Regions from separate parts of the Mus musculus genome. Here region 1 is linked to region 2. The links are chromatin loops, found by intact Hi-C in ENCODE. Cell type or tissue: left cerebral cortex. All regions are shown on one strand. Links, peaks and the distances in the headings refer to the core of each region. The heading gives the core; the rest is flanking DNA.

Region 1 (14,883 bases), core at 3,985-11,984, 270 kb after region 2:
TATTTTATTGACAGTTTACATACAGAAGCATTTAGAAAAGGACATGGGCTCCGGGGTCAACTCCTCCCCGGGTCACCCACGTTTGTGCTGCACTTCGCCCAGAGCCAGAGCCAGAGCCTTGGTCCAGACGCCTGAAACCCCACCCCCTGACCTTTTCCTAAAAGAACTAAAACCCCACCCGAGTCCCCTCGCCACTCCCGCCCTCTCCCTCCCTCCTTCCTCGTCCACCTGCCCACCCGCTCCCCATCCCCCACCCCCAGCTCCGCTACACTACACCGGCACACTTTACGGACACAGAAGTCTATAGCCCACGCTCGGCGGGGACTACACGCTGAGCAAACTCTATATTCCTGGGGTGAGGGGAGACGTGGGGAACTAGGGTGTCCCTCCCGGGCTTCGCAACCCCCCTGCTGCCTCGGTCAGGCCTGAGGCAGGCCCATTCGTGAGATGCGCCCGGGAGTCACAGCTCCCTGTACCCACCAGCACGTTCCTGCTGGGGTCTGAACCCCATGGAGTAGCAAGAGTCACTGTGGCACGCACCAGCCTCTGGCATCTGCAAGACATTGACGACGAAACTGGCCCGGGAACCAAGGCCGCACCCTGCGAGGAAAAGGGCGCGCAGTTCCGGAGCGCTTGAAATTAGGAGAGAGCCGGAAGCAAAGAGATTCCGACACTCACACCTGACACACTCACACCCAATTTCCCAGAAGGTGGGAAGGGGGTATTAGCACCAGACCCAGAAATGTCGCTGCTTTTTAAAACAACGAAAATAAGAAAATCAGTGCGCTGAGTTGAAAGGCCTACCAGGACCCCAGTTTGGCTCCAACTAGACAGAAATGGGGTGGGGTAGGAATGGGGAGGGGGGACGCGCGGATTTGGATCATTATAGGAAAGGAGCGGTGAGAATAAAAATTAGCGGGCTTCTGGCACATGCATCCTTGAAAAGGCAGAGTGGGATCAAAGTGAGAGTCACAGCGCTCCACGCTGGGGACCTGTCCTGGGGATCCCAGGCAAACGCTGGACCAACCCTATTATTATCACCAAATGTGGTCAACGACTGGCGTGGCGCTCTCCCCTTGTCTCCAAGTTCCACCAGATGGGGTGCGCGATGGGTTTCGTGGATCGCCGTGATGAAATGGAAGGCATAGACGGTTTCTCGCCGCCCATGGGTGGTGTCTTAGAGGAGGTAGGAGCCTGACTCTGTGCTTTGGGTGGGGATGGGGATTCAAGCCCACCAAAAGAATGACCCCTGAATTCGGCCCACTCCTAGAAATCCCTAGTAGTGACCCCTGGGGAGGGCTAAGGAGGCAGAGTAACTGAAGGCTTGGGGGGTAGGGCGGAGTCCCGCGAGGGTGTTAAAGTCCTGCCGTCCCTAGGCTACGAGGTACCCAAGGTGGAGGTGGGCAGGCCAGGCGTGCTGGGGGCTCAGCCCGCTGTCTGCCTGTAGTTGCCGTTTATTTCCTGGGCGATGTTGACTGCTTCCGCTCCCAGGGGCAGCCGATCGCTGTACTCCGAGCCAGCCTCGAACTCCTCTTGGTTGGCCTTGGACTGAGACTCCACCAATGAGCAACCCGCCAGGCTTTCCTCTCTCTGAAGGTCCCCGCTTGGGTCCCCCTGCTCCACATCTTCATCCAGGCCTTCCTCCGGGACCTCCTCTGGCTCCTCACCTCCCGCCTCGCCACGAGCAGGGTAGCTTTTCTCAGACTCAAGGTAGGAAGCACGCGGATCGAAATCGGCCGCGATGCGTTTCTCCATAGGGTCCGGGGCCTGTGGCCTCAGGATTAAACGGTAGGGTTTGCCCGGATGTTTGGCCAGCAGATGGCAGCAGGCGGCACCCAGCAGGGGCACGGTGGCCAGCACCAGGAGAAAAACACTCACGGTCACGATAACCAGCAGGGACGGCAGTTCTTTCTTGGTAGAAAACACCACCTGCACGTGACACGCCTCGCCCGCCAGTGCCAGGCATACGGAGTAGTTGGTGCCAGGCCGCAGGCCGCGAAACCAGTAGGCATTGACCCCCTCTTCCACTCGTGACCACTGAACTGCCGTGCCACCCCCCGCAGGACACAGATAGAGTAGGCGCAGTGGCCGCCTCCCCGGCCGCCGCGCTCCGCTAGCACCATCTGGCCCAGGGCCCCAGCGCGCAGCAAGAGGCGTCAGCTGCACCCGAGCCTCACGCTCTGCTACATCCAGCGCGATGACGCCCAACTCAAAAACGTGCGGCTTGAGATCTGAGCTCTGGTTGAATGCATGGTTAGACACATAGCGAGAGGGGTCCCCATGGCCACAGTGCTTCTCTCCCATCGGATCTGCAGGGATCTGACCTTCCATCTGCTCTCCTTCATCTGTCTCCTCCAGCTCTGCCTCGATTTCCCCAAGCACGCTGACTCGGGCAAGACCTTGGCCTTTGGTTTTGCCTTCAGGCTTGAAGGGCAGGACGCTGTTGCTACGGCCCTTAGTGGTGGCCTTGCGCTCAGAGGTCGGGACCTGCGCATCAGGTTCTTCCCCTGTTCCAGGAGCGTGTTTTGGCGGCCCCGCTGCAGCCACCGTCACCCGTAAGGACGTTGAGTTGGTGCCCAGCTCATTGTGTGCACGACAAGTGTAGATGCCTGCCTCCTTGGCACTCAGAAGGGGCACCAACAGAGAGCCATTTGCGAGGGCCAAGAAGCGCGGGGTGGCTGGAGGCGCTGGCCAAGCAGGTGCTGGAGTTGGGGTTGGCGCTTCAGTCTGCGTAGGCAGGTCCTCATCTCCGTCACCCTCTCCATCCTCCACCTTATCTCCTCCATCTTCTTCCTTGCTGAGAACCGGTGGCACTAAGACTACAGTGCCACCCGGGATCTGAAGTTGCCATTGCAGGCGGGGTGTGGGGTGGCCTTCGGCGACGCAATGTAACATGAAAGCCAAGCCTGCGCGCAGAGGGGTGCCAGGTGCCTCAGGCGGCGGCTCTGCGCTCAGACGCACGCTGGGGGGTGCGCAGGGCAGGGCGGGCAGGCGGTGCACGGGCACGCCCTGCAGCTCAGGGGGCGAGGCGCACGCTATAGAATCGGGCTCCGGTAAGGAGACCCGGGTGCTCGCTGCCCAGGCCTGCAGCCACACGAGACCACAGCTGCAGTGGAAGGGGTTGTGATAGAGTTGCAGGTGAGACAGCGCGCTTAGTGCGTCGAACGTGCCGGGCTCCAGGGTACGCAGCCGGTTGTTGTTGATGCGCAGAGAGCGCAGGTCCGGGAGCGCGCCGAGTGCATCCCGGGGCAGCGATCCCAGACGGTTGTGGTTCATTTTCAGCAGCTGCAGCGCGCTCAAGTTACGAAGGTCGCTCCAAGGGAAGTTGGATATAAGGTTGTGGCTTAGGTCGAGGTTCTTGAGCTGACTCAGCACTGCCAATGCCCCTGACTCTACCGTGCGTACCTCACTGTGAGCCAGCCACAGCGAAGTGACCTGCGTGACGTTGACGAAGGCCCCCCGCCTTAGTACCGTAATCTTGTTGGCAGACAGACTAAGCGTGGTCACGTTGGCTGGCAGTCCTTCTGGGACCTCGCGCAGCTCCTTGTAGGCACAGTCTGCAAACTGGTGGGCGTACTTGTCAACACAGGCGCAAGGCTCGGGACACGCTCTGACCACTCCTAGCAAAGCCCAGGCCAAACACAGGGCTCCAAAGGGCCCCATCGTGACTCCTGCAGAGGGAAGTCAAGGTGAAGGGGGAAATGGTCACTTATGCCACACCTCTCTCCCTCCCCTAACAAACTCTACCTTCTAAACCTATGTAGGCTCCAGACACCTTGGTTACTGAATTGAGACCAGTGAAAGCCTGCATATTCAATGAAGGCTTGCTTTCAGAAACTGTCTTGTTTCTCCAGAGGGCATGAAGTATCCTCCCCCACACCACCCCCAGCTCCCATCTATCCCCTTATCTGGAACTGCCCCCTCCAAAGCTTGTGGTCTGCAATGGGCCCCATACAGACCCTTCTTTCTCTATCTTCATTTAATTCAGTGAAATGGAGATGCAGAAAGATGTTCGTTCATGACTAACTGTCTTCTTCGGAATCCTTTGTCCCACGCATAGCACTCGCACACACTTCCTCACAAGCAACAACAGCGCAAACAAAAACTCAGGCATCTCCCTGCTGCATCCCACTACAAGGCAGCGAGACTCTGTTAGGAGGTTCACAATGAGTTATATAGACACAAAAATACGGGCAACCCAAACATCTACACAATATACCCTGGGGACCTCATTGTTCTCCCAACTCAATGCAGCTTTACCACAGTGTTCTCCACCAGGAAGCAAAGCACTTTCCTGTGTACAGTGAGAAGGGACAGGCACAGGGACACAAGTCCTCATGTGAACCAGCCACACTCAGAGACATAGGTGCCACACTGCCCTACTCTGAGACCGAACCCCTAGCCGATGCAACATGGAGAACTTGTGAGGTGTGGTGTGGGGGATCTAGGCAGCCTCCACCCACTTTGCCTTCTCACCTCCCTGCCCTGGGCTGCAGCTCCCCTCAGGAAGTCACAACTGCTCAACCATGCTTTCCTCTGAGAAGAAAATCCTACCCCCTGACTAGAGCAGGCATGTTGTGGAAACAGTCAATAAAGCTTCCTCTTTGGATTCACAGAGCCCAGGCGAATCCCTCTGCCCACAGGTTTTTAGGGAACAGTCTCTAGCTAATAAGCCTGGAGACAGTCCAAGGTTCTATACTTCCCTCTAGAGCCTTAAGACGCCTGAGTGCATCCCCTGTCTCTAGACATACAAATATATTAACACAGACTCCCTGCCCCAACTTGAGGGTCCTGTCAGTCTTGGAAGACCCTCTCCTACACCCTGTCTCTGAGATTAGCGGGTCCCTTCTTGCTTTTGCTCCTAAAGGAGGCACCTCCCTTCCCTGTTCCTCCCAGACAGCCACCCAACCCTGACTAGGCTGGATCGACCCTGTGGACTGAGGTTGTGGGGCCCTTCCACTGCTTACCTGCTGCTCTCTGACTTGCAGTGTGATGCTGTGGGGCTGCGAGCCGGTCTCCAGACTCAGGTGACAGTCTAAGGGAGCTTCTGGCATCTGTTGCTGTGGCGGTGGGGAGAAAGGGGGAGTGCATTGAAAGAACTCCCCTTGGCCCCAAAGTCCTACTTCAATTTTTTTCTTTCCTTATCTGTTCGCCCTACTTCTCCAGGATTGCAGGTTTGAGAGCGGTCGCGCGCCCCCGTGCTCGGCGGGAACGCGCACAGTCTCCCACCTCGTGCTGCGTTTACATTTGTTAAAGCCATAGAGATCCTCTACTCACCTCAGGCTGAGACCTGTCGGTCTCAAGGGGCTCCATACGCCCATAGCCCAAGGCTCCGCCCTTTCCAGCCCACCGTACCCCTAGCACCCATTTTCTACTTCTCCCCACATTTACACATTCGATGACATTGTCACTATTCCTCCTTATGTCTCCAAACCCCTCCCCAACACACACACACACACACACACACACACACACACATCTTCACATGACTTTCACAGGTTAGAACTACTCGTCAACATGTAATAATCGCGTCAACGCGCTAAGTTCTCCCTACTTTCACACACATTTTCACAAGCACACCTTCACTCAAACACTCACCGTTCTCTTTTGCGCGCACACAAATATCCACGCTCACTCACCCTCACGCGCCCGTCCCGCCAGCGCCCGCGAGCTTCGCTTCTAATTGAATGCGAGCCGTTCTACGCCCCGCAACACGTGAGACAAACCATCTTTGAGGAATTTGGGAGAAAGAAAAGCATAGGACTGGAGGGGCGTGTCTTTGCCTTTAAACACTTTTTTCCCCCCTCTCCAAAGCAAGCAGTGGCGCAGAAAGACCTCCAGTGGGACCTGCTGAACTGCGCTGCCTGGCTCTCCCGGACCCTTTTCCTCCTGCCGCCTGCTAGCCTCCCCCTCCCCGAAGCTTCGTTCAACACGATGCATAATTGATAGTGTTAGCAGAACGCCTCACCCTCTCTGTCATATTTTGCCTGGATCTGGGCAGATACAAATCCTGGTTCCCCTCCACCCCCAATCACCGCCAGACTAATTCGCCAGATTAGTAGGCGCAGCCCTGCAGGGTGCGCGGAGAGGAGACGCCCACCTCCCCAGCCCATCGCAGACCCTGCTCAGCCTCTTGAGCCTGAACTCCACGCTCAGGTCTTTTGTGGCAAAACCAGCGCGTGCACTCCACTGCCCGTGGGCTACCTAGTGCTCACAGTGGAGTGGGTGTCTTCTGAGCTCCTAAAACATTAGGTTGAACTCACCCAAGTGTCTCACTCTGCCCTTGCTTGCTGCGGGCTAACAGGACACCAAGGTTGCCCACTAATAGTGGCTACAGGGACCAGGATAGTTACAAAAACCGTTTGCTCCTCTTGAGTGCTGTGGACTAGGGACTTACAACCCCTGAGCATTTCCTGCACCACCACCCCGCTCCTCAGTATCCTCTCAGCATCTCTAGCAAGCTGGCCATCAACCCCTGCATGCTCGCACCCCCCCCACACACACACACACTGTGAAAGCCTAGGCAGCAGCCACCGCCCTGCCATCTCACACCCTCATGTAACAGCTGGCCTCAGCAGACTCGGGACTCGCTGTTCTCTTTGGCAAACCCTGGACATTTCTTTTAGCGATGAGCAGGAGAATTTCAAGGGATGTCTAGGGATTTGACTAAAATGCATCATCTCACTCCCCCGCCTATGGCATCCCAGGAGACAGAGCTGCTAGCCAGAACTGGTAAGGGGGCATAGATTTTGAGAGATGTGTAGAGAGTCCCCTCCTTCTCTTTCATATACACTGTAATACTGGGGTGCTGGGGTCTCCCAGCCCTCATCAGAGTCAGTCTTCTGTCTTGGTTGGATGGCAGTGTGTTTGGGGCCTCTGCAGAGATCAATACCCCGATTTGAGTGTTAAGCATTTTAATGAGCTAGGGAGGGGGGCGCAGAGAGATGCAGGAAGAACGCTGCATCTAAAGGGACCACCCGGCAGGGTTTCTGAGGCTCCTTTGTAAATTAAATATGAACACACTGGTGTGTGCTCACTTTGGTCCCTCCCTCTTTCCTACTCCTGGCTACGGGCTGATGGGACCCCCACAAACTCAGCCAAGTTCGGAATCTAGAACTTCACACCTGCTCGGGCCTGGAAACCCCACAGACCGAACCAGGAGAGGGTGCTTGAGCGATCCAGGGAAGATGTCTTTGAGAAGGGAGAGGAGATGAGAACTCTGACTCCTCCCTGCCTGGAATCCTGTACGTCTGAGGCCGTCCAGCACAAGGCTCTAACCTGGGACAAGGCCTCAGAGATTTGGAATAGCCGCCCGATACCGACTTCTTTGTCTGCAAAGTAAGAGGAATGTCTGTCGTATTGTTCATGTTCTAGCAACCTTGAGGGGGTGGGGGGTGCCTCGCACCAGAAGAGGGTGTGGCAGCAGAGGGACGTTCTGCTGTTCTTAGTGTTCTGGGATGGAGAATCCTGAGGACTTTCCTGGTGGGGGAGAGAAAGACGCAAGGCGTGGGCGTTCCTCCGCCAGTGAACATCCACTCATCCGATTTTTACTTCTAGTCAGCTCTCTTTTTTTGAGTTTGGAGGGACGCAAGCCTGCAGAGGGATAACTTAGGAGGAGCGAAGGGCCGAGGGCTGGAAGGAAGAATGGGCTCATGAGCTCTCTCGATCGCACGGACGTGCAGGAGTGTCTGGGGTAAGCTCTCCCAACTCTGGCTTTCTTCCCTAAAGAGGTTGAAACCAGGGGACTCCCTGTAGAGAGGGCGGTTCCAGCGTCTACAGAATAGTTTAAGGGCGTGGCGACCACGCTGGCTGGGGTACTGATTCCCGTGGAACCCAGCTTCCCACCCACTCTCCCGAAAAATGCTTCTGTTGCCCGAATTTGCACCAGGGAGAAGACATCCCTTACCCCGTCTTCAACCCTGCAGAACCCAGTGCCGGTCCAGACAAGGCCAGCCGGAGTCGCCGCTAGCAGCGTCCGCAGGGTCTTGGGTAGGAGCTGCAATTCCTGATTCAACCACTGAGCTCTGCTAGAAGACGGCAGGCAGAGCCCTGGCGCCGCCCAGAATTGCCGTCGATTGCTTTTACGGTTAATAATACCTAGGGAAGGAGAGACGGCATAGAAACACTTCCCACCTCCCACCCCTGCCCTACGTCTTTGATCTTAAAGGAACAAGTATTTAATCAGGCGAGTGCAGTAAAGGGGGGGGGGGGGAATGAGCGACAGAAAAGTTGTCAAGCTGGAAAACAGAGGGCTTCCGATTCAGAATCTGTTCAGTTCAGGGACAAGCTTTTTACCAAGCTGCAGTCCTGACTCCAGACAGACGCAGAGACCAAGAGCTAACGCCCCTAGACTTCTTTGTGGATTGACCTCCACAAACTTCAACCTTTGAGGTCCCAGGTTGTCCAAGTGGTGGGATCGCTGAAACCGAAGGCTCCTCGGACTTGCTCCCCGGGCTAGGTCCGCGGAGATCTGGAGTTCAACCCTGGTACCCGCGCTCCCCCTGCTGGATACTGCCTGAACTGTGCAGAAACAAGGCCTTGACCTTGAAGGGATGGCACGAGCAGGCCTGGGCACCAAAGAGCCCTGCCTGTGGCTTTGCAGTGCTGTTGGGAAATGCTATCGCCGGGGCATGCTTGACCAAAATCCTCGAGTTTTCTCTAGGTATACCCAGTCTGTGCCTCCATGAAAACACAATCGGCCCTCCTTACTCTAACAGGTTTGGCCAGTTCGTGGCCCACTGGGTTCCCAGTGCCCAGAATCCAACAGTGCACCATTCTCCTGCGAGTTAATTGGTGTGCATAGTTGCACTGGCAAGAGAACTCCCATCATACCTCCCTGACCCTGACCAGGAGCGCCTTCTCTTGCAGGCCTGTCCCTGCCTCTCCTTACTTTGCCCGAGGCTTCTAAAATGTCTCTGAGCTGACAAAGGAAACTTATTGGCCTTAAGCTGGGCTAGAGTGGGGGAAGAAAACGGAAGGAATGGGTGTTTGACTAAAAGTTTAGGCCAGGTAATGTGTGCATGATTCTGCAGCAACTGCTCTGTCATGCGCCCTTGTATTTTAATGTGGTGCGTGGGTGATCTGATGAACTGGCCAAAGGGTGTAGGAAGAGCTTCCAAGAACAAGATGGCCTGGCATCAGTAGCCTGCTCGGGAGACCTTCCCTCCAGCTGCCCTACATCCAGAAGCTGTGGAACACACTGTCTCACACTTTACAGTGCCTGCAAGTTAACAAGTTCACACACACACACACACACACACACACACACACACACACACACACACACACGGCGGGCAGGAGATTCCAGCAAGCATTTCCACTTTTCTTTCCTAACCTAATTTCTATCAGAAAGGTCACTCCCCAGAGAAGAAACACTCCCTGTTTCTAAGCCATCATTTTTCTTTCCAGCACCAGACTCTATCACACACCAGTTATGAGGCCCTGGCTTAGCCTCTCTACATCTCTAAGAAATAAAGGACAGAGGCTGCAGAGATGGTACAGTGGTTAAGAGCACTGGCTGCTCTTGCAGCAGACCTGAGTTGGACCCCTCCCCAGGCATCAGATGTAGAGGTGGCACACAGATATATCTACCCATGCAGCCATTCCCCCCTCCTGGTGAAATAAAAATAAATAAATCTTTAGAACGAATATGAATGAATTTCCTCATGAGTATTAAACGAGCCAAGACATTGTCAAGCACTCAGTCTATGGTACTTGGTGCTTAGTGAAGCACATTTTCCTCACCAGTTGCTGGATAGAATCAGCCACCATTGTTGTCTTAAAGCCTTGGGTCTAGATGAGATGAACACGCTGGCACGTGTGTTCCTGGTGCTTATGTCCTGCTTATCCCACAGGGAGAAGAGCTTGGCTCTGCCCGTAGACATCTTTCTTCACCACCTGCCCCTTCTGTGAAGAGTCAGAATTACCCGCTATTATCTGTGCAGGTTTTTTGGTTTCATATCCTCAGCAGATTGCGATGCATGTGGCTGTCACCAGCATGCCTGCCTGGGAAGCAACACTTGCCACCACAGCATCGGCAGAAGGTTTTTAATTAAAACTGCATTCTCTTTAAGTATTTATTGAGCTCCGGGACTTTAATTATTTTTCTAGAGAAAAACAAAAGCAAGCCCACATTTTTTGTATGAGAAGACTGTTGATTTCTGAGGAAAACAGCAACCTGTGGCAGGTAGCTGGAGGCAGTGGGGAGGGATTTCTGGAGCGGTTCAAATGAAGCCTGACATTATTAACAAACCCAGGTCTAGCCCACGACCTTCCTTCCAGAGCTTTCATTAAATTAGCTTAACATACTGGCATTGCTGTGAGCATTAGGCGGCTCTTCTGGCGGTAGCTTGTGTACTCTGTCTGGGTGTGCTTTTGTTTTGCCGATTCTCGGGACTTCTTGGAAGGCATGGCACTCTTCATGCATGGTGCCCCACTCCACCAATGCAGGGCTGGCTCCCCAAGGAGAGGGCCCTGAGTGGCCAGCTTCCCCATGGCAAGACTCAATGTGATCAAGAGTAGGGAAAGGTAGGAAGGGTGATGGAGGAGCATGGTCCAGCAATTAGTAACGGCATTTTTCACCGAGCTAGATGACCTGGGCCTCAGGAGCCACACAATGGAAGGACAGGATGAATTCCTGTAAGTTGTCCCCTAACCTCTACATGCACCAGTGATTGGCGTGCACACACACATATACACAAAGATTTAAACATCTTAAAGAATTTAAGGGCTGAAAAGATGGCTCAGAGGTTAAGAGCAGGATCTGAGTTCAATTTCCAGCACCCACATTGGACAGGTCACAACCAACCACATATAATTCCAGCTCCAGGTAGATCCGATGGCTTTGGGTTCTTCAGGGGTATCGTGACTCATATCTTAGAAGATAGATTTTCTGAAAGAGAAATCAGGGGCAGGGTGCTGGGGTGTCATGCAAGATCCATTTGCCAATGGTAAAAGTCCCACCTTAAAGGGGAGAGACCAGTAACCTTGTCATCTTGCAAAGCAGGCTGCAGGGCTGGTGGACTCTGTGCCATATCAGCAGCCCCTGGGCCCTTTCTCTTCTCTTACCCTTCATAGGATAGCTGGCTGTGCTCACTGAGGCTGTTAGAGGATTTCAACAGCAGCACAGACCAGTGCCCACCAGACCAGTGCTCGTTTTCTGAAGCTGTAGGTTGTGACGTCACATGGGGTTGTATAGCTGGATGTGTGAGCTGTGAAGACTCTGGCAACAGTAAAAGACTTCTGAATGAACAATGATCAAAGTTAATTCAAAATAGCACTCTACCAGAAGAGGTGTTTCGAGCAGTGCTTGCCCGTGTTGTAGCTTGCAACATCACTGCCGGCTTGGTTCTGAATACACACCATGAACACTTTGCTCTGTGCAGACCGCCATGACACCCAACAGGAACAAAAGCCCCGAGAAATGCCTTGGTTCACACTGAGGACTGTTTTATGTCGTGAATGGCAGGGGGTTTACTGTCCATACAAAGTTTCCTGCTCTCATAGAAACATAATATTTTAATCAGGGAGACAATGACAATATCTTTCTATAGTCATTTACATCCTATACAGTGTATACATATCAAATTAGTATATCTTTGAATTGTATTGAATTAGGCTGTTTGACTTCCACAATTGCTGTGTAAATTCTTAACTTGAATGGTATTTTTAAAATGATAAGGAGGTACTTCCTCTTCCTGTAAGCAGCCAGAGGTGGCCTGTGAAGATGGCTTGCTACTCTCTTGACCCAGAACCCCCCCCCCAAATCATGCAAATCAAGAGGTTCAAACCTTCCTGTTCACTTCAAGAAGACCCGGAAAACTGCCCAGGCCATCAAGGGTATGCATATCCGCAAAGCCGCCAAGTATCTGAAGGATGTCACTTTAAAGAAGCAATGTGTGCCATTCTGGCGGTATAATGCACCCAGGCCAAAACAGTGGGGCTGGACACAGGGATGGTGGCCAAGAAAGAATGCTGAATCTTTGCTGTACATGCTTAAAAATGCAGAGAGGAATGCTGAACTTAGGGGTTTAGATGTGGATTCTCTAGTCATTGGACACATCCAGGTGAACGAGGCACTTAAGCTGCGCCGACGAACCTACAGAGCTCATGGCCGGATTAACCCATACGTGAGCTCCCCCTGCCACATTGAGATGATCCTCACTGAGAAGGAACAGACCTTTCCAAAGCCAGAAGAGAAGGCTGCACCGAAGAAAAACATATCCCAGAAGAAACTGAGGAAATGGGCTGGAGAGATGGCTCTGTGGGTAAGGGCACTGACTGCTCTTCCAAAGGTCCTGAGTTCAAATCCCAGCAACCACATGGTGGCTCACAACCATCCAAATAATGAGATCTGATGCCCTCTTCTGGTGTGCCTGAAGTCAGCTACAGTGAACTTATGCATAATAATAAATCTTTACAAAAAAGAAAAAGAAACTGAGGAAACAAAAACTCATGGCCTGGGAATAAATTCAGCATAAAATAAATGCAGATAAAGTAAAAAAAAAAAAAAAAGAAAGAAAGAAAGAAAAGGTAAGTAGGGGCTGGAGAGATGGCTCAGCAGTTAAGAGGATGCCCTCTTGTGGTGTGTCTGAAGACAGCTATAGTGTATCATATATGTAAAATAAATAAGTAAATCTTTTAAAAAAAAAGCTAAATGAATTTCAATGAATTTCAGCTTGGTATTAAGACAGCACCTCTAACAAATTAGAAAATGTCCCTGAAAATACTTCTGCCACTAGTATGCGAAGTGAAGTTCTCAGCATTAGTGATTATAAATCAAAATGACAATCAACTCTGACAGATACTGAAGATGTTTTATTATCTGCAGTGTCAAATATTTGGTGAAAATTTAACTTTTTATGTAAAAATAAATAGGCACACACATCTCATCTGCATGAAAGTCAATTTGCTTCCATCTTTAATAATAATTATTGTATATATGAATTGTTTTAAAATAAATTTCTTTCTGGAGCTATCAGGATGATGTTTCGTTTGTACTTCTATCATGACTAGAAAGTTTCAGAAGCCTTGGGCTAGTGGATAGAAGACCAGTTTTCTATCCCAAAACCATGCCTTTCTTTGGATTATACTGGCACACAGAGGTTCAGGATTCCCCATCTCTAAAACAATCCTGACCAAGGAGATGGGGTGGTCAATTTAGAGTAATCTAGTCTTGAGTCAGTCCCAAATTTCTCCACACGCAGGATCCCCTTTCATTAGAGAAGCTGGGGGTTTTCATTTTCAAAGAAAGCTAAGATGGGGTCAGGCTGAATTTGCAGTGTCTGACTACAGCCAGTATGAGCTAGAGTCAGTATTTACATGGAGATGAGGCTGGTCTGTCCTTTCTGTGACCTGCGTCAGGACTTAGTGGTCTCAACTGGGGCAGTGTGCGTAACCCGGTTTGAGGAACTCTCTTTGCTGGGATCCTCTGCTTTCACAGAATTCCTGAAAGGATGAGTCTGTTCTCGGAAAAGCCTGTGCTGGGATCCAAAGCTATTTTGGTAGCAGCAGACGCTGTATATTTATGAGCAGGATATGTTTATGAGCTCAAAGATGTTCCTGCATGACTTTACATCCTGGGCTTGTCACCCATCCATGGTAGAGAACAGAGGCATGACACCATTGGCTGACAAACAAGAGGAAGAAGGCACAGAAGAATGTAGAGAGCTGAGCATGGTGGCGCACGCCTTTAATCCCAGCACTCAGGAGGAAGAGGCAAGTGGATTGATTTCTGAGTTCAAGGCCAGCTTGGTCTACAGAGTGAGTTCCAGAAAAACCAAAAAAAAAAAAAAAAAAAAAAAAAAAAAAAGGAGAAGAAGAAGAATAATCTAGAGGAAGTAGAAAGTTGTGGAGATGTCACTGGGTTTGGAGCCCATGGCTTGCCACTCCTAGCTTCTGCTGCTTCTGGGTTTCCATTGTTCTGTTTGTTTGGCTGACCTTTGTTTCTGTTTGAAGGAGTCTCATGCTGTCCAGGCTGGCTGTAGTGGTTTGAATCAGATGCCTGCCTCACCTCCAAGTCTCAGGCATTTGATTGTTTGGTCCCCAGTTGGTGGCTATTTGGGGGAAAATTAGGAAGTGAGGCCTTCCTGGAGGAAGTATATCATTTGGGGGCTATGCTTTGAGGTTTCAAAGGACTTACACCATTCCCAGGGTCCTCTCTGTTCCCTGCTTGCATTTTAAGGTGTGAACTCTGGGCTTCCACTTATTCCTCTGCCACCTCCAGTCGGCCACCGTGGATCCTGATGGTCAGAATAAACCTTGGACACATGCTAGACCCTGACCAAGGGACTTTCTGGTCCCCTGAAAACTGCTGAAACCCCCCCACCTCCACCCCCATGTTGGAAATTCAGCCATTTTCACCTCACGCCTAGCTCCGTCACCCACTATCACCAGCATCCTGATAGCCAAGGCGAGACAGTTTCTAAAGATAGCTCAGCCTTGTCTGGACACATAGCTCCAGGAAGCAGAGGCTGTGGTTGGGATGGGCATGTGGCCTCTCCATTTAACTTTCCTTTCATAAGGTTTCTCTGTGTAGCCCTGGCTATCCTGGAACTCATTCAGGAAACCAGACTGGCCTCGAACTCATGATCTGCCTGCTTCTCCCTCCTTAAGTGCTGGGATTAAAGACAACACCACCTGGCAAATTTTATACTAAGTTAAGGATGACACTGGATTTCTGATTCCCTCCCTCTGCTTCCTGGAGAGACAGGATTATGCCTATCTAGATATGTGCTGGGGATCAAACCTGGAACTTTGTGCCTGCTAGGCAAACACTACCAAGGGAACTACACTCCCAGTCCCTGGTCACTTACTCTTCTCAGGAGAGATAGAATGTCACAGCTCTGCTCAAAACTGTCATCAGTGGGCCCTAGAGAGGAATTT
Region 2 (14,883 bases), core at 2,589-10,588:
GTGTCTTCTCTTTTTCCTTTCTATCCTGAAAATACAACCTTTTAAGTCTATGACTGTTCATCAGGAGCCTTGCTAATCCTTCTGCCTGACCTGTCTTTCCACAGATCCAGTGGCAGCCTCAGCTGCAGCAGTTGCGTGACATGGGCATCCAGGATGACGAACTAAGCCTCCGGGCCCTACAGGCCACTGGAGGTGATATCCAAGCAGCCCTGGAACTCATCTTTGCTGGAGGAGCCCCATGAACTTCTTGTACCTGAACACCTAGCAAATTGCAGAGGCTGTTCCTGGCAAGAAGCACTTGTGAAGTTGCTTCTAGATTCCCCACCCAACCCCACCCCAATATATCATATGCTCCCCTTGCCTGCCGTGTCCAGTGCTTGGCCTTCTTATTGACCTCAACTGGTGGGAGCAGCTTGGCAAGCAAGATGCATGGTTGTGGTGCTGTGGTTCAGGGTTCAGGTTGATCCTTACGTGGTTTAGATCCTGGGCCAATGTCATGGGGGATGCTGTGTAATACCCATATTCATCTTAGACAAGTCCCTAGCAATAGCCCCCATCTATTTTGGTGCTTTAGAGCCTGAGGCTGAAGTGAGCTACAACCCAGTCTTCAGGGTAGTTGCTGAGTTACAGAGACGGCCAGAAGAGACTATGACCTCTGATGAAAGTCTGGGGAGTGACCAGGTGAATTCTGGATGTGGCATGAGAATATATCAGCTGATTCCATGTCCCTACACTGGCTGTGTCTCACCAAACATCCTTTGATGTGTGTTCTGTAATTCAGGACTCAAACTGTGCCAGGAAATGTGTCCCTTTCCTGTGTCCTAAAGGTATAAAGACAAGAGCAGTTAAAAATACTACTTGCACCAGCAGTACAAACACAGCTGAACTCTAATACCAAGGAGAACCCAGCTGCTGCTATCTGTCTGCTCTGGGTCTGAGGTGCTACCTGCAGCATCACACAGGTGGCCAAGTTGACAAAGTGGGTTTCATGTGCTTCAAATCTGTTAGGGGGGAAAATGGCTATCCCTATAATAGTTCTTGGACTCATTTGGAGCTGATGTGGAAGGCAGAAGCCCAGAAGTTTGTCCCAACTTTGGCTTTGGTAGACATTCCATTCACACCATCTCTAGTCATGGCCTTGTTGCCCCTGCTTGTCTCCTCTTGGGACAGAAGGTTTCCTGTGAAAGTATCTATAATCCTTTTCACCTCAAGGAGCCACATGGAACTGGTCTGTGCTATTTCTCCTCCTGTAGTTTAGTTACTTGGTGATTCTATGTGGCCCTTTGAACTACCCTCCTGATCTTGGTCCCCAGCACGTCTTGGTCTGTATGACCTTTATGTTAGTAATAATCTTAAGGAGAGGTACTCAGAAGAAGACATTATTCCAGATATGCCCTCAGTCCATTGTAATTTTTGAAGTTTCTGCATTTCCTTCATGATCCTGAGTTGATGTTGAGAAGTATTGTGATAGAAGCAAAGGCCAAGGGCCAGTGGTAGTCCGATGGTGCTGATGCTGCACTCCCTAGAGCTTGCCTCCTCTCTTGGTTCTCTTACTCTGCTCAAGGCTCCCGAGCTCATGCATCCCTTTCTGCTGCAGAACCTTTGTCTTTGCCCTTTCTGGAACAACTCTTGGTACCCGTTACACAGCTTCCCAGAATTGAGTGAACAGTTTCCCTTGTTTGTCAGGTCTTTCCTCCATGGGCTTGGCACATTGGCTTTGCTTCCTGTGGTCATATTTTAAACAGTCCATGTTGAGCCTGATAAGTGCCCCCACCGAGCCCGGGGCTTTCCGTGGGCTGAGGGCTCCTTCCTTGCCATTGTGCTTTTCACTCTTTCAACAAACAGCCTCTCTGTGTCATGTAAACATGGTGGCCTACTTGCTCCAGAAGAACTGTGCTATTGGTAAGGCAGGCAGACCTTGCCCACTAAACCCTGATGAAAGCTGGGCCAGACAAGGCCAAGGCTGAGTGGGTGACTCAGGGGGAAGGAATCACTTAGATTAGTAGTATGTCCCTTAAGAGAAGCTGCCTGGGGGAAGAGGTGTTGGAGCTAGAATGGAAGGTTAAGGAAGCAAGTGTATGTGCTGTGTGCCTAGCTGTGGAGAGGGGATGTCTGTGTGGACCTGCTGGTGTGGAAAGTAAGTTGGGCACCACAGGAAGTCAGAATTTTAACTGGGGAAGCAGCTTTCCATCTTATATAGGTCATTCTAGCTTCTGGTTGGTGAATAGATTGGCAATAGACAATGGAGAAGAGTGGAAAGGTTGAGGCAGTGGGCCACTTTGGTTGACAGAGGTCTGGCCTGGCAGTAAAGGGGAGCTTGGGGGATAGTTGCTATAGTTAAAACAGACTCCAGTCTTTAGGGAGAGGGTACTCCTAGCATTGCCATTAAACAGATGGAGACAACAAGGTTCAGAGGGGGAAATCCTGTCAACAATTTCATGGTTAGGAAGTGGGCAGCTAGAAACTGACTCTGGTGTAGTTTTTTTCTGCAGCTGTGGCCTTTGAGATGGGAGGAGTAGGTGATGGGGGCCGTCAGCAGGCTAAAGAGCTCGGGTTTTCTCCTGAGGGGTTCTCAGAAGAACACACTATTCCAGAGATGCCCCAGCAGCCTATTCTTTACCTACTCTGCAAAAATGTTTAGGTTTCCACATTTCCAGTCTTGAGTTGATGTTGAAGAGTATTTGCCGTAGCAATGAAGACTCAGAACTCTCTAGGCTTCTGGGTGCCAAGCCTTTTGTGCCTCAGTAATCTGCCTGGAGCCCTGCCTTGTGGAGTGTCTATGCAGGACAGTGGGGCGGGGTGGGGGTGGGGTACCAGATTTGTATGTGAGATAATCTGACAGCTGTGTGGAGGCTGGATTTGTGGGAAGTGAGACTGAGGATGGGTAACCAGTGAGAAGGTTCGTTATCTCCAGATGGGACACTAGGACCTGCAACCTTCTGCAGCAGGAGGGGAGGGATGTGAGGTGTGAAGGGCAGACCAGATCTGGGGGTGGGGAAAAGGGGAGGCAGGATGTGAGTAGGTAGATGTTGATGCTGCCAAGAGTAAGGGGTACATTTGGAATAATGCAAGACCAGTTTGGACATAGTGAGCTTGAGGTACTCCAAGACAGCCAGGCAGTGGTCCTTGGGCTGAGATAGTCATCAGGAAATTTCAAGTTCAAGGCTATGTTGGCATCTTATGTGGAAATCATCTCTCCAGGAGAACGTGGAAGAAAATAGATATCCACAAAGGAGTTAGGCTTTATGGGAAATGGTGACTGGGAGATGTGAGAAGGAGATCTACTTCTGGGAAGGAGAAGGGGGTCACCAAAGTGGGGTGAAGGAGGTGGACAGGGCATGCATGGTCAGTGGCATCAGCCGCCAGGCAAGCCTGGTCACAGAATGCCACCTTGCACTTAGGGATGTAGGCCTGGGTACACTGGAGCTTGAGCTGGGTTGCAAGAACTGGCCCTGAATAAGCCATGGGCAGTGGAGGTCAGGAGGCCAGGGATCCTAGTGAGGGAGCAGAGGTGGGGCCCAGCGAGCATTTGCAGTTCAACAGAGGTGAAGTTGGAATTGATGACAAGAACTTTTCTAGGAAGCTAAGGGGAAAAAAAGGAAGAGAGACCCTAAAATAGAATATGCAAATATGCAGAGATGGGTGAGCTTTCTGAACAGATCTTTCTCCTGATATAACTCAAATTTGGCTGGGCTGACACGGACTGGGCTGGCACAGCTTGCTGGGCACATGGGCCTGGGTTCTGCTCCTCGCCTCAGCCCCATCTGGCCTGGGCCCCAGACCAAGCTCTCAGAGCCCTACCCTGAGGTGGCTTCTCATTTCCTCTGCCACAGGCCTTGGCAGTGATGGTTTGGTGAGAATGTTGGGGGAATTTATTGACATGCCTCTGTTTGCCTCCCCTGACACCCACGGTTCGGCCTTCTCTGGCTCTGGGCCATAATCATGTCAGCTTGGTTACACTGTTCCTGTGGGCTTGGCCATGTCTTGGTCCCATACATTTATTCTGCAGTTGCTGGTAACAGAATTCATCCTTCCCCAGGCCAGAAATGCCTTTTCACAACGACCCAGGCTTCTGCCTCAGCAAGGCTAGGTCCCAGCAGTGCTGTGCAGTAATGCTCATTTATCGGGCATTCCATGCTGGGATTGAGTTGAGACCCATGGTGCCATCTCAGTGCATTCTCAGAACAACCTTGAAAAGCAGGTTTTTATTATCCTGTGCCCACAAGTGCTGCCCATTAGGAGATGTAACTATGTTGGGAAACCAGCCTTTCCAGGGCTTGGGTGAGACAGTGTATCCAATAGCCATCCTTACTGTCACCTAGGCTCTGTCCCCAGCCCACAGTCTGGAAGCTACCTGGGCTGAAGAGTGTATTAAACCCTCACCCTGAGAGTGGCAGTTTAGGCATGGGAGGGGAACAAGCTTCTATGTCAGACCAACCGAAGGTTAGATCACTTCCACACATGGCTTGTATTCTGGGAGCCTCAGTTGTATCCTGTTTGACATTTTATTCTAAGTCTATAGATACTGACAGTGTGTGTATTGGAGACACATGGCACTCCAGAGCTGGGTTGGGGACGATTCAAGGAGTTGGAATCCTACCACATAAGGTAGCACAAGGGGAATCCAAGGTGGAGGACTAGAATAAGCCTTTCATTGAGAAACCAAAAATCCAATTGCTAAGGGGCTGGAGAGATGGCTCAGTGGTTCAGAGCACTGACTGCTCTTCAGAGGTCCTGAGTTCAATTCCCAGCAACCACATGGTGGCTCACAACCATCTGTAATAGGATCCGGTGTCCTCCTCTGATGTGTCTGAAGATAAATACAGTGTACTCACACACGTTAAATGAATGAATGAATGAATGAATGAATGAATGAATGAATAAATAAACAAATGTATTCTGGCTTCAAAAAAGAGGCCATCTAAAACAAATCCCCTCAAATTTGGAGTTGAAGAGGTTGTTCAGTGGTTACTTATTAAGTATTCAATTCACAACTACCTGTAACAGCAGCTCCAGGGAATCTGACACCTCTGGCCTCTGAAGGCATCTGTGTACACACAGACACACACACACACACACAGACACACACAGACACACACACACACACACACACACACACACACACACACACACACACACACACAAGATTTCAAAGAATTTGACCTAAATTTATGAAGGGGCTGTATTCTATAAAGTGAATAGACAGAATTGTGTAGCTTTAGACCACTATTTGGCAGTCTTCCAGAGGAAGAAACCTTTGTGCAGAGCTAAGAAGATGGGCAGAGGTCCTCCATGATGGAGTACATTGTCATCAGAGGCATGTACTTAGAGGCTGTCTGAGGCCACGAGGGCTGTGTTAAGAGGCTCCTAAGTTGGACTGTATGCATGCCTTTTGAATAATGCTTTTGGTCCCAAGAAGTGCAATTTGTGAGTTCTTACATCCATGAGAAAAGGTGAGTGATTTTTTGGAGCACTGGCCTATATGTGGTCTTCTCATTGCTAGGGTCCTAGCAAGCCCAAGGATCATATCAGCTGGGAGGGTCCGGGCCTACCCTATGTAAAGCATAGTAAGAGTGCATGTCGTCCAGGGTCCAAGCAAAAAAAAAAAAATGCCGAAGGTACCATGCTTTACTCCAGGCCAGAAAGGAGCTGGTTAGGTAAACAACTGCGTCAGCTCTTCTTTCTCACTTGTGAACAAAGAAACCATGGTGGCTTACACCTATGATCTCAATACTCAAGAGGCTGAAGCAGGAGGATTGGTGTAAGTTTGAGACCAACCTGGACTACAAGAGAGTAAGACCCTGTCAAGAAGAAAAAGAAGAGGAGGAAGGGGAGGAGAAGGAGGAAGTGGAAGAGGAAGAGAAGGATAAGGAAAAGAAGGAAGAAGGAGAAGAAGGATAAGGAAAAGGAGGAGGGAGAGGAAGAGGAGCAGAAGGGAGAAGGAGGGAGGAGGAGGAGGAAAGAAAGGAAGGAAGAAGGAAAGGAAAGAAAAAAAGAATCAGAGTTGGCCTGGGACAGGGCACTGCCAAATAACTTAGCTGCCAAGCTGAGATAGGAACTTTCCAGATCCATCTAGTCAGGAGATTTTGTTACAACTGATGGGTCACATGTGATTTCATGTGATTGTATCTGATCCAGGCCCTGGAGAGCAAGAATGGAAGCTCAGAGATGGGTCTGTGGCCTGGGAATGGGCTGGAGGGAGGAGATTTCTCTGCAAAGGTTTGGGAGTTTCTGTCCTGTCCCTAAGACTTGCAGACACCAGGTGGCGCTCCTACCACAAGCCCAGTGCCATCTAAGAGTGCTAAACTGTCTCACCCAGTCATACTTGAGCTGACCGCCTTAACGGAAGGTGAAAAAGTCTAGCTCTTCTCTGCCTGTCCTCACTAAATATTCCTCTCTGGATTTTCACATTTTGATCTCATTGAGTTTTTAACAATTTAGGGTAGAGATCAAATGAAAATGTATGTTTGCGACAGATACAGGTATAGGCTGGCACTGGGCAGTGCAGACCAGAGGGGCTAAGTAATGTGTGTTTTTCAAGTCTTTCAATCAGAGTTGGTAGCTGGTAGACTCTGATCCGGCTTAGGGAGAGAAAGCAGGAGCTTGAGAACAAGCTGGTGAGGGTTTGGAGATGTGTGGTGTGGTGAGATGTGGTACTGGGATCTGTAGAGCCTAAAGAGCTCTGCACTCACTCCTACCCAGGCACACCTAGGCATGTGGCCAGCAACAATGGTAACTAAAGCTACTGTGCCATGCTTGTGAGACGGACAGGCATGGTGTGCAGAGTGGTCCAGATGTGGCCTAAAAACTGTTTTGTTTCTTAAAACTTTATTTATTTATTTATTTATGTATTTATTTATGTATGTATTTATTTATTATTCTGTGTATATGGGTGTTTTACCTGTTCACATGTCTCTGCACCATATGTATACACTGCCATCAGCCCCTGGAACTGGAGTTATAGCCAGTTGAATGCTAGCATGTGAGTACTGGGAATAGAATGTGGGTCCTCTGGAAGAGCAACCAGTGCTCTTAACCATTAAGCTATCTCTCTAGCTCCTAACACCTGGCATCATGCATCCGTGTTAACTTTTTTGGATCATTTGGTGATGCTTTTATTTGATGATGATCTCTTTAAACCGGAGAGTTTGAGCAAAGACTTAACTTTCAACTTCACTTGAAAAGCCAGACGGTCTATCTGCTGCCTTTTCTGTGGCCTCCATGGTCCTGAGCTGAGTAGCAGCTGTCCTGTAAACAGCATTCCACCCATGACCTGCTTGGTCTGTGTGCCTCTGACAATTAGGGGACATGAAGATGAGTAAATCGTTCCTGTTGTTAGAGGCAGGCCTGGGTGGAGACTTAATGGCAGGGATGGAATCCTACATGAGGAGGCGACACAAACGACTAGAGCTATTAATAACCCTGAGAAGTTAGATTCTTAGATTATTATATCTATGAAAATTAGTATGATGGTCAACCTGTGTGTATGTTGTATCTCCTCACCTTGGGCCTCTTGTTGGGGTAGGTCATGCCTGCAAGGTCAGGCTGTGGAATCAAGACTGAGGAAAGCTTGGGAAAGGAGAAACGGACTGAGTTTGGTCCCAGAGGGTAAGAGGCTCTGTTGGAATATTGTGATGGACCTTAGGACCTCCGCTGGTTCTGGGTCACGAAGCTCCAATCTGTATGTGTCCAGATCCTTTGATTTCTCAAGGGTACCCGTTGGATTTGGCTGCACCTTCTCTGCCCCACAGGGTGCAGGTCTGCATCCTTTCTAGTAGTCTTGTCTCCCACTCCTCCAATTCTGGGGCCATGTGAGGAGAAGCAGAGCTGTGTCTCCCCTGCAGACTTGTCATCACTTGCATCTGATGCTGCTTCTGGTGAGGCCATTTCCCATCACTGGTCATGAGTGGCAGGGTATGCCTTGGTTCAGGCTCAAGGGCCAGCTTTGGATTCTAACAAGGCAGGCAGGCAGGCCTGTCACTACCTATACTGTTTCGATTTCCCTGTGTTACCTGAGTCAGGAACCCCCAAACTATTGCTGGTACCTGTTCCCTTCTGTGGCTTTTCCTTCTATAGAATCAAGGAGCAGGCTGCCATCTGGCCTGGCCCGTTGTCCCAGGGTCTGTCTTGGAGAAAAGACGGCCTTCAGCACTTCTCACTCTAGCATGCAGCCTTGGGAAAAAAAAAAAAAAAAAACAAACGCCTTGGCTTCTACCCCTAGTTTCCATCTGTTCCCTATTGCTTAGGAGGCTGAGTCTGGCCCCTGGCCTGCCCTTCTGCTCAGCACGTGGTAACCTAGCCCTGTCTGGGTCCTTCTGAGGATTGTTTGGACCCAGACTGCAGTCAAGTACCAGCGGCAGCACGCAAAGGCACATTACACTGATGGAAGCAAAGGTGTTGGCCCTAGAGAGACCACCTAAGTTAAAGTCCCAGCTCTGCCACTGTCTCTGTCCACCCGAGTGAGTTTAGGTAGATTGTATCACCTTTCTATGCCTTAATTCCCCTGCTTATAGAGAGAGGAACTATAGCACCTAACTCCTAGGATCATGAAGTCGGCATTAAAAATGAGGCAGTGGAATGTTTATAGCATGTAATAGTAACCACACTATTGGCAATTGTTATTAAAGTCAGAAAAGTTGGCTTTCTGTCTCCATTCATTCATTTCCAATTGATCTCAGACGGACCCCTGTTGTCCTGGATGCCTCAGAGTTGTCCCTAAGTTGGAGCTATGTTTCCTTATCAGAGGAAAAAAATGTAGGTCTGAGAGGAATGATGTAGGCGGAAGTGGGTTGCATTTTATGAGTTACTGTGCACATGGGTAATGTTTTCATTTCAGATGCACTTGAATGCTTGGTTCTTAAAGGCAGGGATGGGTGGTTTCTTAACTTGCCCCAATCATTTATAGAAATGAAGATACTGGAGGGCATAACTGCCCAGAATATGAGTCACTGGGCTAGAAAGCAAGTATCATTCTTAGAAGCTACTTTGGCCTGGTCAGTTTGCCAACTTTAGGGCCACAGGATTCAGTGCAGGCCTGGGAAGGAGTTCTTGGGCTGTCAATAGGCTTTTCTTTCTGGGGTTGTGATCTTAGGCATCATGAAGCTAGTGACTCCGTGCACAGCCCTGTAGTGTCTCTAGACCCCTCCCCACAGAGAGATCTGGAGGAATTCACCTTAGTGGCTAGGGTACTTTGGGGCTTTTAGGAATGGAGAAAACAACTAGAAGCAGACTGTACAATTGGCAGAGCTAAGATTCGCTGTATCAAAACCTCCCTGCCCGTGGAGCAGTGAAGAGGCTGGCTCTGAGGTCAGGGCATCCTGCCCAGGGTCTGCCTGTGTCTACAGCATGCTCAGTATGTCTGGGTCTGTGGGTTTTGAAGGTCAAGTCTTTGTTTACTTCTGTTCCCTCTTCCTTGCCCTGTCTCTTCTTGGTGCAGTACATCTTAGACTACATATACAGTAAGCAATAGATTGGGACAAGCTGACCTGGATGGATTTCCCAGTCATAGCTTCTTTGGGTACAAGCAGAGGTAGGGAATCTGTCCATCTCTGGCCCAAGGAACATGGGAGACCCTTTTACGAAGAGCAGACAAAGTGGCTCTGAAAACATAAGCCAATGACAGAGTTTCCTGGGTTGTTCAGGTGACTGCAGAGGGGCCTGGACCCTCTGATGGAACTACCACCGCGTCACCAGGTTGCCCTTGGTATGTAGCTGAGCCTTAGGCAGAGAAAGATTCCCTTCGATTGGTCTGACCTTCCCTCTCTGATTATGAGTCTTGTGCCCCTCACTTTTTTCTTGGGGAAGGGGCCTTCCTAATTATATCCCCCTCAGTGCACATGGAAATGAGTTTGGATTTTCTGAGCATACACCAGCTGGCTGGGGGGAGGCAGCCCAGAAGGCTGCTGGCTGGGGAAGGGAGGAGAAAGGAGAGGGAGAGGAGGGAGCCAGGCCAAGATGAAAAATTCCCAGTGTTCTCTCAGGCAGAGCAATCGTGGGGCGTTGTGGGCACCCCACACATCTTAGACCTCCCCTCTCTCCTCCACAGAGGAAAGCATCCTGCTCCGGCTGATAGGATCAGCAGAGAGCTGCGTCCCACTCCCGCAAGCCCATTCTATGAGAATGGTTCTCTGACTACAAACCACTTAGCTGACAGCAAGGGGGGTTGTCCGGTGTTAGACTCATCCATGCGCTGAGAGATCCTTACGGATTTCCTAGGCCTTTCTTTCCACTGGGGCGAGGGAAGTGGAACTGAAGCCCAGAGGAGGGATGGGATCTGCCCCTCATGACAGATCACAAGTCTGTCTTCTTTGCAGCTGGGTTCTCCCGGTGGAGTTGCCCGCGTGCGGGTAGCGAAGGTTTTCCTGGCAGCGGTCACCGCACAAGCAAGGGGCCACCGGCAAAGCTAGAAAAGGCTGCGAGGGGCGGGGGGGAGGGGCGGGGTGGGGTCAGGCGCTTGACTCCGCCTCCTGGCGCTAGGTTCTGCCTGCGGCCGGGCGCTGTCTCAGTCTCGGCTGCTTGCCGCTGTCGCTCCGGGGCTGCGGGATGACGCCTCCTCCTCCCGGACGTGCCGCCCCCAGCGCACCGCGCGCCCGCGTCCTCAGCCTGCCGGCTCGGTTCGGGCTCCCGCTGCGGCTGCGGCTTCTGCTGGTGTTCTGGGTGGCCGCCGCCTCCGCCCAAGGCCACTCGAGGAGCGGACCCCGCATCTCCGCCGTCTGGAAAGGTAGGCGGCGCCGCGCGGCCGGCGGGGCGCGGGATCGGACGCCTTGCGGGGCGGGTGCAGAGTGTGCGGCACCCGGAGAGAGTGCGTGTGCGCAGCTCTGCGGGTCTCAGGCTGGCCCCGAAGGGAGCGTGTGGGTCCGGGTGAGTGTTTGTGAGTGTGCGTACTGTCACGCCGGAGCGGGCTGGAGCGCTGCAGCGTGCGAGCGAGTGGCTGGGGCCCGGGCCCAGCTAAGTGGCGCTCCAAGTCCAACGGCAGCTCTGAGCCGGAGCCGCAGCGCCCGAGCGCGGGGGGAGGCTGCGGGCCCCTGTCTCACCGAGGCTCTTTGGCTTTCCGCCACGGGGTCTACTATACAGAACCCTTCTTTCCCCTGGCCAGCTTCATCACCCCGACCTCCTCCTTGCAAGCTGCGAGCTCTGCTGGCACGCGGGGCTCGGGCTCGGCTGGTGAAGGGGGCGCGGACCCATTGCCGCCGCCGCTGCGCTCGGGCTGCGGGAACAAAGACCCCGCCGCCTGCCCCCGCCCCCGCCCCGGCCCGGAGCGCGGGCCAGGCAAGGGGGTGGGCACCCTGCGGCGAACCGGGACAAGGTGCGGTGCAGGGGCTCCGAGCACCTGGGCGCTGTCTCCGTAATGCTAGGACCAGCCGCTCCCCCCTTGCCCGCACGTGGCAGTTGTCACCAGAAATCGGCACTAGCACGGGGAGGGGGGACAGTGCCCATTGGGTGGGGCGAGGCCATTGGGACCCCCAAGCGGCGTATCTGGGGAGGAGTGTGCATCCTTAGGACTGTAGTGAATATGAGAACCTGAGGGACTGGAGTCTTTCCTTCGGGCATCGCAGTTCAGAACCACGGACGGTGGGACAGAAAGCTGGCTAGGTTGGGGTTGGAGGCTTTCTGCCACTAGGGACTGAGCTCCCTCCCTGCATTGCACACAAATGCCTCCCCGCCCCCAGACAAACTCAGCTCTGTACCCAAATTTGGCATCTCTGCAGCCCCTCCCCTAGTGGTGATGGGGGACTCACACCGGGGGCTGGGGGTACTTGTCCTGTCTGTCCCTACTGTCCCTTTGATGCCTTGGCAGTTTGCAGGGATTGCGGAAGTCTGAGCATTATCTGGGGCAGGTATTCTTAGCAGAGGGGGGGAAACCCACATAAAATGAGTGGCCCGAACTGCCGCAGCAGCTGAGAGAATGTGACTTGCCCAAGGTCACTGGGCAGTGTGGGCACTCACTGTGCCGGAGGGGTCTCTGATCTGACTCTGGATCTGTCCTGGGCCAGGTTAGGGAGAGGAGAAGGATTTAGATGGTTCTCCAAACCATAAACGTGGTACTCTCGTCTCCAACTCCGCCATCCAGCCAGAGGTGTAACTGGTGGAAGAGGAGCAGTTTATCTGGACCTCTGAACATCCAGTTCATGGTGGATACTTGCACCCTCCACAGTCGCACCACTTCAGCCTCTTTCTCTGTCCCTGCCAGCATGTTAACTTCCTCCGTCCCCTTGTGTCTTAGACACATGCATATGAGTATGCCAGAGGAGACAAACGGTTATGTCTGAGTGTTCTGGAATCTCCCTCTGTATCAAACCCCTTTCATTTGATTGTGCTTGTCCCCCCAATCCTTCCTTGACCTCCCGCCACATACTTAATGCACACCCACTTGTTAGCACTTAATGCATGTCTCTCCATCCCTGGCACTTAGTCTTCCCTTACCCTCAGACTATTTAAAGCTGCTCTCAGCCCTCTTACCCACTTTCAGGCTCCCAGCCCATCTCTATGTGCTGCTTCCCTAGCTTGCACTTCACTGAGTGACCACACTGGTAATGCACTATTGACCCCCTCTGGCTGGGATCCACCAGACACTCACCAATCTTGTCCAAGGACAGTCTGCAGTCTCCTTCACAAGTGCCAGGTGCCCCACTGGCCAGACAGGCCCTGCCATTCACCTGTCCCCAAGCCCCTAGGGCCACCAGCTGGTGATGGTGTGCCCGGCTGACAGCTGCCTCCTGTCTCCTATGGGGTAACACATGGCAATCGGATAGTAGGGAGCTTGGATAGGGCCAACCCAGGCACACACACAGAGAGAGAGAGAGAGAGAGAGAGAGAGAGAGAGAGAGAGAGAGAGAGAGCCTTCCAAGCGTTGCAGTAAGCCTAGGGCCCTGTCTACCAGTGGATGGGATATAGCAACCTTCAGGGTTGACTAGACTATGTGTGGATAGTGGTAACCCCACATACATTTCTGTACAAGACATAGATTTGAAGTTTAGTTTTGAGTTGAGACAGAATAGGGACTGGGACAGGTATAGAAATGTCTTTATTTTCTTTGCTTGGTTCCCACCCTCACTTCAAGCCTTAGGAAAAGATTAAAGGAGGGTCTCTGAGAAGGTCCCAGACTTCAGTTGTTTGCAATCAGATGAGAGCCTGGTGCAGAACAGCTTGGACCAGGGAGAAGGTGTTCCATCACAGACTGCTGGCTATCCTGAGCTGTGCACCTGTCTTTGACTCCCAAAGGTTGCCAGAGCAGGAAAGCTCTGGAGGTAGTCCCTACAGGGCATCTCTAACGTGTGAGTCAGTCATCAGTGTAAACGTATGACTCTGACCCTTCAAGCAAGGGCGGGAGACATCGGATGGCAGGAGAGGGCGTAGTGTGGCAAGAAGTTGGTACACTTGTTATGCTATGTACTGCTCCCCAAGAGCTGGAGAAGGAGAAGCCCATGGAGGTCGGTCCTGACCCCCAAGTCAGAGTTATCCAGCCTGACCACAGTCTCTCCCTGCCCTGCTGGTTCTTCCCCCTCTGGCCCAATTAAACAACAGGATGTTATTGTTGACTTAGGAGCTGCTGGGTAGCCATTAAGGTGCCACTCCCCAGGGTAGGGGGTTGTTGTCACCTCCTCCAGGGGATGAGGTCACAGCTGGGGCTCTCAAAGCATCAGCATTTCCAGTGGAAATCCCTGCCCCCTTGGGGGACTTAGATGAATTCATCACCTTCAAGGTGAACCCCCTGCAGGACTGAGGGGGGGCGATCCCCAAGAGGAAAGGGGGTTTCCTAAGCTGCAAGAGATGCTTGGTGACTTCCCCAGACGCTCCCTGCCAAGTTCTGTGTTGGCCCTGTGCTGAACATTGAAGCTTCAGAGAGTAGATAATGGGATGGAGCTGCAGATCTGAGTTGAATGGACACAGATCCAAGTTACTCTGGCACCTCAGGTAGAAATAGGTGAGAAGAGCAAGTGGGTGAGAGAGAGAGAGAGAGAGACAGAGAGACAGAGAGACAGAGAGACAGAGAGAGACAGAGACAGAGAGAGAGACAGAGAGAGAGAGAGAGACAGGGAGAGACAGAGAGAGACTGACTCTCATTCACTGCTGGGCCACAATTTCTCTAGAATCCTTTTTTCCTTAGGATGCAGAGAGCAAAGCAGAGGCCACAGTGGCCAGTTTAGATCTTGGTATTAAGTGACTGAAACCTGGGTAGTCAGGGGAAATCCTTGAGTCTTGTTTCCTTCTTCTCTTCACTGTCACAGGCTGAAAGTCAAGGATCGGTTGCAGGGAATGGCCTGTTGGCGTCTGACCTCAAGGGCGGACACACATTTAACAGGCGCTGCCTGGGTTCTACTTCGTGCTGGTTCCAGACTGAACTCAAGGGTCCAGCAGAGAAACTAAATGTGTTAGTGCCCTTGCAGACAGGAAGCCTGGGCAGATAAACCTGCGCGTACACTGACAGGACCTGCAACAGAGAGCAGTCATGGGTCTGAGGAAGTCTGCCTGGCCAGTGGATGAGGTAGCAAACATGAGATGACACAGGCAGGAATGGGTTGCGTGAGGAAGGGACAAAGGAAGCACCTGTCTGACAGGGTTGAGTCAACTTTGGCCAGGGATCCAGCAAGGTATCCCCCACCTCCACCTCCACCCCCACTATGTAGTCCCAACTGGCCTAGAACTTGCTATGTAGTCTAGTGTGGCCTTGGACTCACATAAATCTACCTGTCTCTGCCTCCCTAGTGCTGGGACTAAAGGCCTGTGCATCACCATACCTGACTTCAGCAAGTTTCTTGGAGATGATATGCAAGCCAGCCTCTTGTCACTGCATGGGCAGCCTTCTAGAGAAAGACAGTGGCAGGCAAGGCTGTCCTAGGTCCCTGAGGGAAGTAGTGGTGGGGTCCAGGGCCACTAGGACCT

The links. Peaks named below come from ENCODE experiments on the same cell type or tissue, not always from the same donor. Only the 100,000 strongest peaks of a DNase experiment are listed, where the experiment ranks them.
Region 1: a loop joins it to region 2, with 2.1 times the contacts of the local background. A loop is called at or near these places in 6 of 42 quality-filtered maps.

The regions. Positions count from the first base shown.
Region 1 is chr9:58,196,313-58,211,195 of GRCm38, forward strand. Islr2 (immunoglobulin superfamily containing leucine-rich repeat 2) reads right to left here and starts at 5,973. Exons shown (of 3, transcript NM_177193.5): 1 at 5,640-5,973; 2 at 4,968-5,060; 3 at 1-3,671. The coding sequence starts at 3,663. The coding sequence ends at 1,426. It also overlaps the pseudogene 1600029O15Rik. In left cerebral cortex, for the core only: CTCF peaks have their summits at 7,972 and 8,517 (motif pointing left); DNase peaks (open chromatin) are centred at 4,232, 4,636, 5,157, 5,764 and 7 more places; H3K4me3 peaks cover 3,456 bases; H3K27ac peaks cover 3,191 bases.
Region 2 is chr9:57,929,609-57,944,491 of GRCm38, forward strand. Sema7a (sema domain, immunoglobulin domain (Ig), and GPI membrane anchor, (semaphorin) 7A) reads left to right here and starts at 10,504. Exons shown (of 14, transcript NM_011352.3): 1 at 10,504-10,720. The coding sequence starts at 10,543. It overlaps Ubl7 (ubiquitin-like 7 (bone marrow stromal cell-derived)), which reads left to right. Exons shown (of 11, transcript NM_001122873.1): 11 at 105-360. The coding sequence ends at 242. In left cerebral cortex, for the core only: CTCF peaks have their summits at 6,265 (motif pointing right) and 10,486; DNase peaks (open chromatin) are centred at 2,839, 3,734, 6,273, 8,841 and 3 more places; H3K4me3 peaks cover 1,598 bases; H3K27ac peaks cover 4,591 bases.